Linked DNA regions of Homo sapiens: all the other regions are linked to region 3. The links are chromatin contacts, found by Hi-C or POLR2A ChIA-PET in ENCODE. All regions are on one chromosome and are shown on one strand. Each heading gives the region's core, a stretch centred on a gene start or an enhancer-like site at or near the end of the contact. The rest is flanking DNA. Distances are from core to core; before and after follow the strand shown.

Evidence for each region. Hi-C counts contacts between places; a loop is a spot of excess contacts on that map. ChIA-PET counts read pairs that join two places held with the same protein, here RNA polymerase II (POLR2A). Pooled maps may share reads with other maps.
Region 1: a map with no recorded cell type shows a loop between it and region 3 (4-fold over the local background). The contact joins the promoter of GRIN2A here to the enhancer-like site in region 3. A Hi-C loop is called at or near these places in 2 of 168 maps with a recorded cell type or tissue (GM12878 and mammary epithelial cell), 33 of 37 single-sample maps with no recorded cell type and 10 of 50 pooled maps. POLR2A ChIA-PET finds 5 or more read pairs at or near these places in 2 of 52 experiments (A673 and activated CD4-positive, alpha-beta T cell).
Region 2: a pooled map shows a loop between it and region 3 (2.7-fold over the local background). The contact joins two enhancer-like sites. A Hi-C loop is called at or near these places in 2 of 168 maps with a recorded cell type or tissue (heart left ventricle and tibial artery) and 5 of 50 pooled maps.

Annotation. Positions count from the first base shown.
Region 1 is chr16:10,181,154-10,185,298 of GRCh38, reverse strand. It overlaps GRIN2A (glutamate ionotropic receptor NMDA type subunit 2A), which reads left to right and starts at 2,871. Exons shown (of 13, transcript NM_001134407.3): 1 at 2,871-3,422. RefSeq lists silencers at 3,604-3,663, 3,674-3,783.
Region 2 is chr16:10,841,623-10,846,342 of GRCh38, reverse strand. No RefSeq gene overlaps it. Among named protein-coding and RNA genes, the nearest start is that of TVP23A, 25 kb to the right of the region's middle. RefSeq lists an enhancer at 3,082-3,311. Within about 2 kb of position 3,187, at least 7 of the 41 ENCODE cell types and tissues checked have a DNase peak (open chromatin) inside an H3K27ac peak, as active enhancers do.
Region 3 is chr16:10,512,084-10,516,243 of GRCh38, reverse strand. LINC01290 (long intergenic non-protein coding RNA 1290) reads left to right here. Exons shown (of 2, transcript NR_149081.1): 2 at 1,012-1,402. Among named protein-coding and RNA genes, the nearest start is that of LINC01290, 14 kb to the left of the region's middle. Within about 2 kb of position 1,488, at least 6 of the 41 ENCODE cell types and tissues checked have a DNase peak (open chromatin) inside an H3K27ac peak, as active enhancers do.

The sequences.
Region 1 (4,145 bases), core at 1,622-4,121, 330 kb after region 3:
AGTAACAAACTGGCTGGGTGCAGTGGCTCACACCTGTAATTTCAGCCTTTGGGAGGCCAAGGCCAGAGGATTTCGTAAAGACAAGAGTTTGAGACCAGCATGGACAACATAGCAACACCCAATGGCTACAAAAAATAAAAAATTTGCCAGATGTGGTGGCATGTGCTAACCACCACAAGTCCTAACTACTTGGGAAGCTGAGGCAGAAGGATCACTTGAGCCTAGGAGTTCAAGTTAATAGTGAGCTACGACCACACCACTGCACTCCAGCCAGGGCAAGAGTGAGACCCTGTCAAAAAAACAAAACAAAACAAAACAAACAAACAAAAAAATAAAAAAACACCAAAAAACCTTCACAAATGAAACCCTTGAGAGATATGCATTTTATTGTCTATAATTTATAACTCATTTAAATAAAATGGCCTAACTTCCCCTTTAGACCCCAAGCCAGAGTCTTGCATGGGTGCCAAGGAGTGGCCTAATCAGTTCAGCCCAGCCATAGACTCAAGAAAGGAAACATTTTCCTGTTCCCTGCCTTATATTATACAATCCCCCATTTTAATTTACTTTCCAGCATTTCCCTCACGCTTTCTCTGTCTTTTGGATTAAAAAAAAAACAAAAACAAAAACCCAGGAAACCCAGCATAGAACAACCAGCTCAATAATGAATCCATTTGTCTCCACACACTGTGCCCCTCTCCTGTCTCCATTTCAGCAGCCACATCCACATTCTTGGAAGAAGTTCCCCTGCTTCCAGGCTACTTCAAGGTGCATGATGTTGATTGAGCATCTACTATGTGCCAGACCTTGTTGACCCCTTTATTAAGGCTACTTCCTTTTCTTTTCAAAATAATCCTGAGAAGTAGATGTTTTTACTGCCCCCCATTTCCAGATTAGTGATCAATAAAGGGAAGTAATATAATGTCCAAAAGTGATATTTTAGTTTGATCCAGGTGCCATAGCAAAACATCATCAACAGCAGAAGTTTATTTCTCTCACTTCTTGAGGCTGGGAGGTCCAAGATGAAGCAGCAGCAGACTCAGTATTTGGGGAGGGCCTAGTTCCTGTTCATAGGCCGATGCCTTCTTGATTAAGTCTCACTTGGTGGAAGGACCTAGCTGACTCTCTGGCATCTCTTTTATAAGACCACAAATCCCATTTTACTCTCATGAAGCCATGAAGTCACCTCCTAAAGTCCCCACCTCCTAATACCATCACCTTGGGAGTTAGGATTTTATCCTATGAATTTGGGGGTGGGAACACACACATTTAGACCGCAGCAGGTGACATTAGGTTAAGTGGAGGAGGCAGGGTTGGAACAGTCATTGCAAAACCTCTTAGAATTTAAGACCCCTTTCCTTCCAAGGCCTGAAAGGCAGACAGGCGTTGGAGATACAGGTGAATATAAAAGGGGCAGAGCTCCTCCCTTGACCATGTATTTCATGCCCAGTCGCTAGAATTCAAGTCAACCAAGCCCTCACACACCCGGGCCGTCCCATGTTCTCTGGCTCACCTCTTCTGGTAGCTTAGAAGTGGCAGCCTCAGGGAGGCTTCTGTTTGGTAGAACTTAGAAGGAAGCATGTGGGAAATGCAGATGTCTTTGCTTTTAGGATTCTGGCTCCCTGAGATCAGAGGAGTGGGTTCCCGTACGGGGGTGGCGAGGCACAGGGAGAAGCATTGGAGCAGACTCTGTGTGTGTGTGTGTGTGTGTGTGTGTGTGTGTGTGTGTGTCGGCGCGCCTGTGCGTGGAGGGGGATAACTGTACCCAGCGCGAGGCACTGGGGGAGGAGGAAGCGGTAGCAGAGATCTGAATAATTGATTCTTCAGCCGCACCAGACGCCCGGGAGCGGGCGGAGAGCGTGGTTCCAACACCACGGACAGCAGCGCGCGCCGCCGCAGGCGCCCCCGTCGCCAGCCAGCCACCTATCCTGGCCTTATTTGCCGCCGTGCGCTCTCGGAACGGGTGGCCGCGCTCCGCGTCGCCGCCGAGGGACTGCGGGGTCTGTCTCGACCCACCTAGGAGAGAGGCTGCGGGCAGGAGACGCTTTCGCCCGCCGGAGCTCGAAGCCTCTTGGGCTTGAGCGGGGGCTACTGCGTCTCGCCGGCTGAGAACAAGTCCCTAAGTTGGTGTGGAGGGCGCCGCTACCTTCCTTCTCCTCTTCCTCGGAGGCGACCGCAGCAGAAAGACGCCCCGGGAACCCGGCTTTGCCAGTGCTGTGAACCAGGGTGTCCAGGCGCTCACCGGACTCCCGCTGGGAAGTGGGGAGCCGAACGCCCGGCGCGGAGCTGGCCCAGCAGCGAAGGGCCCGGAGGGAGCTGCCTTTCCCCGCCCGCGCCTCTCTCGGCCGGGGACCGCGGGGATCCCCGGCCACACGCGAGCGCGCTCCCACACTCACACACACACTCGCCCTCAAACACACCAGCCCGGAGCTGGGTTGCGGAGAGGGTGCTCCGGCGCGCTCAGAGGACCGGGCAGTTGCCGTCCGGAGTGGGGCAGGAAGCGGAGCTAGGGATCTTGGAGGGGAGCTCCTAGGGCTTGGCCGGATCATGGGACCGGGTGAGCGCTGAGAATCGCGGCCGCAGCCATCAGCCCTGGAGATGACCAGGAGCGGCCACTGCTGAGAACTATGTGGAGAGAGGCTGCGGTGAGTGCTAGCGCGGGACGCCGGGCCTGGGAGGCCCCCTTGGGAAGGGGGGAGGTGGGAGGCCTGAAGAGGGAGGAAGCGGCAGGATCACAAGAGGGTCGCTGCGTGGGAAAGATCCACCTCCCTCGGGGAACCGGGACCGCGGGAGCCCGCGTCCTTCCCTCCCCCTCTCCTACTGCTGGCTCGTCACAAACTCAGCCAGCGCCCCCCCACCCTCGTTACCTCCTCTTTCTCTCCCTACCTCCCTCGCTCAGCAGCTCCCGGTCGCACAACTCCCAGCAGCCGGCGCTGGGGAGGTGGTAGGGGGTGCGGGTGGAGGTGCCCAGTTAGCTTCTCGTGGGTGGCCAACCTGGGGCTCCCATTCTCCTGTGCACCCTGGAGTGGAGCTCCCGCTATCAGCCACAGGGGCTGAGGATCCGCACTGGGGGCGTCGTGGGCATCGGGCTTCAGCTTCCCCCCTCTTGTCTAGCCCCCCTGGGCGCATAGGGGGGCTTGTGAGCACTGCAGACTGCAGCCTTCCCCTCAACCCTCCCTCCCCTCGTTGGTGGGCTGACCCTGCCTCTCCTTCTCTCCTCCGCCCCGTTAGAGCCCTGCTGCAGAGCCTCCGGCTGGGATAGCCGCCCCCCGTGGGGGCGATGCGGACAGCGCGGGACAGCCAGGGGAGCGCGCTGGGGCCGCAGCATGCGGGAACCCGCTAAACCCGGTGGCTGCTGAGGCGGCCGAGATGCTCGTGCGCGCAGCGCGCCCCACTGCATCCTCGACCTTCTCGGGCTACAGGTACGTCCCAGAGGGAGATCAGGGCTCCTTGGGCCGGGGAGGAGGGAGACTCGACCGGAGGGAGAGCGGGAGAGGGATCAGGCTAGAGAGGGAGAGGGAAAGCGGGAGGGAGCCCAGCGGCGAAGTGCAGGAGGGGCACCAGGGGGCGCTGCGGCTCCGCGCTCCGCGGCGCTTACCCAGGAACGTCGAGGCCTCTTGGAGTTCGCCTCAACTTCCCCCGGCTCCAGCAGCGTCCGTCCCGAGAGGCGCGCGTCAGGGCACGCGTGCACGACCGTGCTGGTATTTGCAGGTACGCAGGGCTGTGCACCTGCCGCAGTTCATGCGTGTGCACCACCTGAGGACATGTGAGGACTCCGGCTGGCCGTGGGCACCGCTACAGCAGTCTGAGGAAGTGCGCAGAAAAGCGCGCGTGCCTATGAGCGTGTGCGGCCCACTGCCCACGTGCACCTAGGACTTGGCAACAGCGCCCGCAGTAGAAAGGCTAGGGAGGGGCTGTACAGTCCACGTCCGTCTGGGAGCTTCTTGGGAGCCTACCTTTCCCCCTACGCACGTTCTTTGCCAGCTCCTACGCGCTGGCCCGCGGGGGGACGCGCCTACTCTCCAGAATTCAGCATTGCACACGGCGCGCGTGAGAGAGGGTGTGTGTGTGTGAACATGTGTGTGTGCGTGTGTGTGTGCACGTGTGTGTGCACGCGCGCGTGTAGGGGTGAAGGACTCTCCACG
Region 2 (4,720 bases), core at 1,938-4,437, 330 kb before region 3:
AGTCCCCCACCCCTATTCATATGGTGAAGTCCTAAAACCTAGCGCCTCAGAATGTGACTGTAATTGGAGACCAACTCTTCAACAAGGACATCGGGTTAAAATGAAGTCATTAGGGGCCAGGCGCGGTAGCTCATGCCTGTTATCCCAGCACTTTGGGAGGCCGACGCAGGCAGATCATGAGGTCAAGAGACAGAGTCCATCCTGGCCACATGGTAAAACCCCGTTTCTACTAAAAATACAAAAATTAGCCGGGTGTGGTGGCAGGCGTCTGTAGTCCCAGCTACTCGGGAGGCTGAGGCAGGAGAATCTCTTCAATCGGGGAGGCGGAGGTTGCGGTGAGGTGAGATCACGCCACTGTACTTCAGCGTGGGCAACAGAGTGAGACTCTGTCTCAAAAGAAGTAAAATAAAGATGGAGGTCATGCTATGTTGCCCAGGCTAGTCTTGAACTCCTGGCCTCAAGTGATCCTCCCGCTTCAGCCTTCCAAACTCTTGGATTACAGGCATGAGCCGCTGCGCCCAGCCAGAAAATAAACCTTTTTATTGCCGAAGCCACCCAGTCCATGGTTCTTTAATATGGCAGGCTGAGCAGACTGATGCAAAGGGAACGTCCTTTTACATCACGGATTGTGTCCATTGTTGGACACAATTTCCACTCCTCCTTATCGCCTTGCACATGCCTGCTTTACTCATCAACATTGCCTCAATTCTCTTGACGGTGTGTGAGTTTATACCTACTAAAAGGCTACTTGTGGAAAGGCTAAGAACTAATTTCCATCTTCCACCCCACCTGACTGCCAAACCTGTTATCATCAGGGTGCCTTCCCATCCATTCATTGGAACAAGATATTGAAAGAACCACCATTCATCTACCGCTCCGTATTCTTCCGTTCCAGGAAAATTTCTGGCTTTATTTCTTTGATGCCTTCTTCTCTTCTGCCTTCTCACTTCTCTTTTTAGAGAATCCCTAAACTCTTTTAGTCAGTTGTCTGGATACTCATTCATAGAGGCCTCACCTGTCTTCCGTACCGACCCAGCCTTCTGTTGCCCTGTATAGAAAGCAGAATGATGGGAAAAGATGGAGGCAGGTAGAATGCAGTGAGTTAAATTGTGTCCCTAAAAAATATATGTCCGTGGCCAGGTACAGTGGCTCATGCCTGTAATCCCAGCACTTTGGGAGGCTGAGGGGGCAGATCACTTGAGGTTAGGAGTTCCAGACCAGCCTGGCCAACATGGTGAAACCCCGTCTCTACTAAAATACAAAATTACAAAATGCAAAAATACTGAAATACAAAAGTACAAAAATTAACTGGACACGGTAGTGCAAGCCTGTAATCCCAGCTACTGAGGCTGAGGCAGAAGAATCGCTTGAACCTGGGAGGCAGAGGTTGCAGTAAGCTGAGATGGCACCACTGCACTCCAGCCTGGAAGACAGAGCGAGACTCCATCTCCAAAAAAGGAAAGAACAAAAGAAAAGAAAAGAAAAGAAAGGAAAGGAAAGGAAAGGAAAGAAAAGAAAAGAAAAGAAAAGAAAAGAAAAGAAAAGAAAAGAAAAGAAAAAATGTCCGTGGCCAGGTACAGTGGCTCACACCTGTAATCCCAGCACTTTGAAAGGCGGAGGTGGGAGGATGGCTTGAGCCCAGGAGTTCAAGACCCACCTGGGCAACATAAAGAGCCCTCATTTCTACCTTAAAAAAAAAAAATGTTCAAGTCCTAACTCTCCATACATGAGCAAACTTAATTCGAAATAGGATCTTTGCAGATTTCATTAAGAATCTCAAGATGAGATCATCCTTGATATAGGTTTGACACAGGTCAAAATCCAAAGACTTGTGTCCCTATAAAGAAAGTAGAGGGAGATTTGAGACACAGGAGAGAGAGGAGAAGGCCAGGTGAAGATGGAAGCAGGGACGCCCAGGGGTGGTGGCTCACACCTGCAGCCCCAGCACTTTGGGAGGCCGAGGTGAGAGGATGGCTTGAGTCCAGGAGTTCCATACCAGCCTGGGCAACACAGAGAGACCTTGTCTCTACAAAAAAAGTTCTAAAAATTAGCAGACATGGTGGTCTGCGTCTGTAGTCCCAGCTACTCTGGTGGCTGCGGATCACTTGAGCCTGAGAGGTGGAGGCTGCAGTGGGCTATGATCATGCCACTACACTTCAGCATGGGTGACAGAGAGACCCTGTTTCAAAAAAAATAACAAGTCTCCAGCATTTTATTTTGGGGAAATTGGGTTTGGTTCATGCTGGTCCCTCTTCCCTGTTGCAATGGTTTTACTGAATGAAATCTTCTTCAGTGCATTAGCTAGTGGTGGGCTCTGTTTATCTTTGATGGGCAGAGCCAGAGGTATAAAAACAGTGTGCTCATTCTCCTCCACCTTCCAATCTCCTGTCTGGGCCCCGCATTGGCCAATGGGAGCCTGTGGGTGGTGGGCACCACAGCTGCCTGCTGATTGGGGCTCTTATGGTCAGCATCTGTGCAGACGGCAGGTGGGGAAGGGAAGAGAAGGGAGGGGAATCCCTCTGGAGGCAACAGAAGCTAGCCAGCACACCCTGCTTCCTGGGCGCTTCTCGTGGCATCAGCAACAGTCTTATCATGACTGTCCCTTAAAACATTCCAAGGCTGGGTGCGATGGCTGATGCCTATAATCCCAGCACTTTAGGAGGCTGAGGTGCGTGGATCACTTGAGCCCAGGAGTTTGAGACCACCCTGGGAAACTTGGCAAAATCCCATCTCTACAAAAAATACAAAAATTAGCCGGATGTGGTGGTGTACACCGTAGTCCCAGCTACTCGCGGGACTGAGAAGTGGAAGGATCGCTTGAGCCCAGGAGGTCAAGGCTGCAGTGAGCCAAGATTGCACCACTGCACTCCAGCCTGGGTGACACAGCAAGACCCTGTGTCCAAATTAAAAAAAAAAATTCGAAAATGTCTCACTTCTTCTGGGCAATGTGCTCTGAACTTCCAGCTTTGGTCTCAGGACACACCTAAGACACAGCGGCTCTCCAGGTGGGTTCTGATGTCAGATAAAGACATGCATGACCCTGCCTGTTGGGTCACACGGCTGGCAGGATGGCTCTGAAGGCCTCATGTGTGTCTGGCCTGTGCTTAAATCCCAGCCAAGGGAAGCAGCCGCCCAGTCCCAAGGCCTGGCTTTCGGTTTCAGGCTGCCTGTGGTCACACCAAACTCAAGGACTCTAGAAAATATTGTCCTGGTTCTGCAGCCTCTGGAAACCCCCTAAAACTCCCAGCAGGTGGGAAGGTGCAAGGGGCTGTGAGGAGGAAGCCTCAAAGGCCCCAGTCCCCACGCCTCGCTGGGGTGCCTCTCTCCTTCTAGGATCTGGGAGTAAGGTTTCTCTTCTGACATCCTCAGCCTGGCCCTCCTGCCAGCCTCCACCCCTCACCAGGAAAGGAGAATACTCATTTATTATATTTTATTTATTTATTTATTATATTTATATATTTATTATATTATTTATTTTTACAGACAGCATCTCACTTTGTCACCCAGGCTGGAGTGTAGTGACATAATCACAGCTCACTATAGCCTCGAACTCCTGGGCTCAAATGAGCCTCCTGTCTCAGCCTCCCAAGTAGCTGGGACTATAGACATGCACCACCAAGCTCAGCTAATTTTTTAATTTTTTTTAGAGACGAGGTCTCACTCTGTTGCCCAGGCTGGTTTCAAACTCATGGGCTCAAGCAATCTTCCCACTTTGGCCTCTCAACATGCTGGGATTACAGGTGTGAGGCACCATGCCTAAACTGGAGAATATTTAAAATCCAGAAAGGAAACAAAAACTGTGCTATTAGGAGGCAGGACAATGGTTCCTCTGGCAGGGGAGTGGCTGGAAGCGACTGACCCCCACAGGGGCTTCTGGGGGCTGCAAACATCCTGTTTCTTGGTCTGGATGCTGGATCTCCGGGAGTGTTCAGTTTCTGAAAATGCATTAAGTTGTACATTTATGATTTTGCACTTTATATATGTTATGCTATTGTTTAAAAAATATATATATTTTTTGATAGAGTGAAGCTTTGGAAAATAGCCTGCCAGTTTCTCAAAAGTTACAAAGGGAGCTGGGCATGGTGACTTACACCTGTAATCTCAATGCTTTGGGAGGCTGAGGCAGGAGGATCACTTGAGACCAGGAGTTGGAGATCAGCCTGGGCAACATAATGAGACCCCCATCTCTACAAATATAAAATTAGCTGAGCATGGTAGCGCACTCCTGCAGTCCCAGCTACTCAGGAGGCTGAGGCAGGAGCCCAGGAGTTGGAGGCTGCAGTGAGCTGTGATCCCACCGCTGTACTCTAGCCTGGGCCACAAAGTGAGACCCTCTCTCTCTAAAAAGAAAAAGTAAAAAAGAAAGGTGTTCTAAAATTGACTGTGGTGAAGCTTGGACAACTTTGTTTGTATACTAAAAGCCAATGGCTGGGCACAGTGGCTCACACCTGTAATCCCAGCACTTTGGGAGGCTGAGGTGAAATGATGACTTGAGCCCAGGAGTTCGAGACCAGTCTGGGCAACACAGGGAGACCTCATCGCTATAAACAAATTCGAAAAGTTAGCAGACATGGTGGTCCAGCTACTCGGAGGCGAGGTGGGAGAACTGCTTGAACCCAGGAGGCGGAGGTCGTGCTGCTGCACTCCAGCCTGGGTGATAGAGTGAGACTGTCTCCAAAAAAAGAAAGAAAAGAAAAAAAGCCATTGAATTGTACACTCT
Region 3 (4,160 bases), core at 239-2,738:
TGGGGAGGAAAATTCAATGTGAGATTTGGGTGGGGACAAATATACAAACTACATCAACACCCCGAATTCTTTCTGGAGAGCTCTCTCTGCCTCCCTGTGGGCAATGTCTTGTAGAGGTCAATCAAAGTGACTTGTAGCATATGACCCAAGCCAGGCCAATCAACTTCCTCTTTCGGAGCCTCTCCTGGGCTCCCCAGTGGGATGCCACAAGGATGGAAACCCAGTTGATCTTGATTCCTCCAGCGCCTGTCTCCTATGAAGTCTCCCCTTCAGCCTCTTCTCTGATATTCTCCTTGCTGTGTGTTGAGCCTTCTCTAGCCCAGAGCAAGATTCTGGGGGTTACCCCATGTGCTTCCCCCAGCCCCTCTCCTGATTAAGTTCTGGTGCTCTCAGCAACTCTGAGTTTTCTGAAGGTTTTCTCTCCTTTTTTTTTTTTTTTTTGAGATGGAGTCTCACTCTGTCACCCAGGCTGGAGTACAGTGGCACAACCTCGGCTCACTGCAACCTCTGCCTCCTGGGTTCAAACGATTCTTGTGCCTCAGCCTCCCTAGTAGCTGGGACTACAGGTGCATATCACCACGCCCGGCTAATTTTTTTTTTGTATTTTTAGGAGAGACGGGGTTTCACCATGTTGGCCAGGCTGGTCTCAAACTCCTGACCTCAAGTGATCCTCCCGCCTCCGCCTTTCAAAGGCTGGGATTACAGGTGTGAGCCACCACACCTGGCTGAAGATTTTCTCTCTTATTCCATGACTGCATCCTGCTGCAATGCTCTGGAAACCTTCGTCCTGTTTTATATTTTCAAAGGGAGCAGAAAAGAGTTGAGGTTTCCTATGTGATTTATTTGGCCACATTCAACTTAGTCCATCAGATAAGCTTTGTTATCGTTGACTACATAGACTGCATGGCTTCTATGGTTTCATTGAGATTTGAACACTTTTCACTTGTGTTGGATTTTCAGCTTAAACTAATTTATTTTAATTGACGTCATTCAATTCCAATTTTATAAAAGGATGAACGCACGACGGAAAAGAGTAGGGAACATTTTGCTTGATGAGAAAATCCGCCAGCAAGGATGTTGGGCTCTAAGCAGAACTGAAGCTCTGGAATTAAGAACACAGCCAAGGAAGAGCTCTGGACTCTGAGTTTAAAGAAGCTGACTGACTTGTAAGGCAATTCCAGGTAAGATTGGTGAATCAAGTTAAGAATCAAAAGCAACTGAGATCAACGTGGAGGCCTGGAAGGTAAGGGCCATATTTTACCTAGATACTAGCTTAGAGACTTGCTACATTGGCACTGTATTTTAAGTATGTTATTTAGTAGTATTGTGAAATCAACTGGTTTCAACATTGAAAAGGATAAAAATAGCTTATGAAAACAAAACGGTTTTTTTTTTTTTTAAAGGATAAGGTGCATGTTTAATTTCAATTGCAGAAATGAAGGGAAGAGGCACTCCTGCCACCTGGTGGGCATTTATCCAAATTGTTTGTTCAGGTCTTTTAGGGGTGAAATTCGGGTTGTTGAATCTAGGTTGAACACACAAACATTCCAGCCCCAGCAGCAGTTGGGTCTTATTTCCTTCCCCTTGACCTGGGATCTGTACCTTTCTGTTTCCAATTAAGGCCTTTATAAATGAAAGCAACCTGGTTTGGCCAGATAAAAGTTCATGTCTCCTTGCCCGTGTCCTTGTGAACTGTATGACACTGCTCTCTGGAAATCTCGTGTGTGTACTTTTCACTTGTTAACCTCCTGTGTCCCCCACTACAAGGTCAGCTGCAAGAAGGCAGGGATTCTGTCTGGTCTTGCTATTCATGATAGTGCCTGGTACACTGTCTGGCATATTGGTCGATAGTTCCCTGATGAATGAAAATTTAACAAATAGGTGAAAACAGAGTTTTGGGTTGCCTGAGTGGCATGTTCCAAACCTTTACCATATGGTAAACCTCTTAGTTCAACTGCTAATAATTTCTTCTGTGTCTTGGGTTACAATCAACCTACCCAAGTTTGGCCTCTATCTTGCTGCAAGAAATAACTCCTGCCCATAGCTGTACCAGATTAGATTTATACAGAACCCAGTAGCCTGAAAGAAGACCTCCAATCCTACTACTTAACTATCCCAAATATCTCTCTGCTTGCTACTCATGGGTCCCAATTTGCAAGCAAGTGGTAGGTGAGTGTCCCTGGCTCATGGGACATTTTTTTTTTTTTCGTAAGGAGATAAGGGGTAGATAAGTAGAATTAGCCCAGTGGGAAATGATTTCAAGCTGCGGATTGATGATTAGGGTAATTTGTGGGTAGTCCAGAGAATGCCCCATGATCCTAAAGAATTACCATCATGCGTTGTTGCGATAGTGGTCAGATGAGTTTGAATTGATCATTGGCTGTGATTAGGGAGTCTCCTGTGCTGACCCATGTCCTCCCTTCAGAGGCATCTGGAACATCAATCCTGCAGATTATTCAGCTCATTAGGAATTCCCCGTGGAAGCTCAATACTTTCCTGAATCTGAATAGTTAAACCTCTGTGTTGCAAAAATCAAATACCATCTGGCTTTTGTGTTGTCTTGGCTAAATCCAGTCAATCCCAGCTTCTTCAATGGCATTTATGATATTCTGTTCCCACAAATCCAGAGAATCATAACTGGGTTAGAAACAGTTTTATTTAATCTTGGGTGTAGAAAGATTGTTTTCATAGATCAGACAGCATTTACCTCCATCAGAGTAAGAAAAAAGAATGTCCAGGTGTGTCCTTGCCCCAGTGATCACAGCATCTGTTGATATGTTCCTTGATATCAGTATATAGATCAAACTTACTGTCATCTTTAAAGAAGTTTACTTCATTCAAGTGCGGTGGCTCATGCCTGTAAAACCAGCACTTTGGGAAGCTGAAGTGGATGGATCACTTGAGGTCAGGAGTTCGACACTAGCCTGGCCAACATGGTAAAACCCTGTCTCTACTGAAAAAGTACAAAAATTAGCCAGGCATGGTGGCATGTGCCTGTAGTCCCAGCTACTCAGGAGCCTGAGGCATGAGAATCGCTCGAACCTGGGAGGTGGCGGTTGCAGTGAGCCAAGATCGTGCCACTGCATTCCAGCCTGGGCGACAGAGTGAGACTCCATCTGAAAAAAATAAATAAATAACTTAATGGCATTGACAAATGGTTGCCCACCCCACAAACCACCCACATACCCTAGTATCAAAATTATGGGAAATTGTTTCTTTCAAAGAGACTTCAGAAAAATATTGTATCCTGGTATAGAATGGATGGTTATTTCATTGTTTATATGAAAGGGCCTTGCTTGTTGACCAGTATTTGTATTTTAATTAATTTTTGTCCTTTCCCACTATCTAAGTAGCAAATCTGTCATAACTCCTGTGGTTACTGTCTTTTTAGACTTTGCCTGTGTGTTTGGATGTTTGGATTCCAGTAGAGAGGGTTCTTCCCCCGACACAGTCCCACCACTCGTAGTTCAATTGCAGGAGAGGAAAAACTTCATTTATCCTGTTAGATTCTGTGACTGGAGTCTGTAAGTTAAACTGACAACAGGTAGATGAACAGGAGGAAAGACATACAAATTTTAATATTTTTACATGCATGGGGCTTCACATAAAAGGAGCAAAAATGCAAAGCAGTGGTTAGACTTGGGGGCTTATATACCATTTTCCTTTTTTTTTTTTTTGAGATGGAGTCTTACCCTGTCACCCAGGCTGGAGTGCAATGGCATGATCTTGGTTCACTGCAACCTCCGCCTTCTGGATTCAAGCAATTCTCCTGCCTCTGCCTCCCAAGTAGCTGGAACTACAGGCACAAGCCACCACGCCTGGCTAATTTTTTGTATTTTTAGTAGAGACTGAGTTTTACCATGTTGGCCAGGCTGGTCTCGAACTCCTGACCTCAGGTGATCTGCCTGCCTTGGCCTCCCAAAGTGCTGGGATTAGAGGCATGAGCCACTGTGCATGATCAAAAAAAGCAATTTTTAAAAAAAAATTACCCAGGAGTGGTGGTGTGTGCCTGTAGTTGCAGATACTCAGGAGGCTGAAGTGGGGGGATCTCTTGAGCCCAAGAGTTGGAGGCTGCAGTGAGCCATGATTGTGTCACTGCACTCTAGCCTAGGTGACAGAGAATCTGAGAAAGAGAGAGGGAGGGAGGGAGAGTTTGGGTT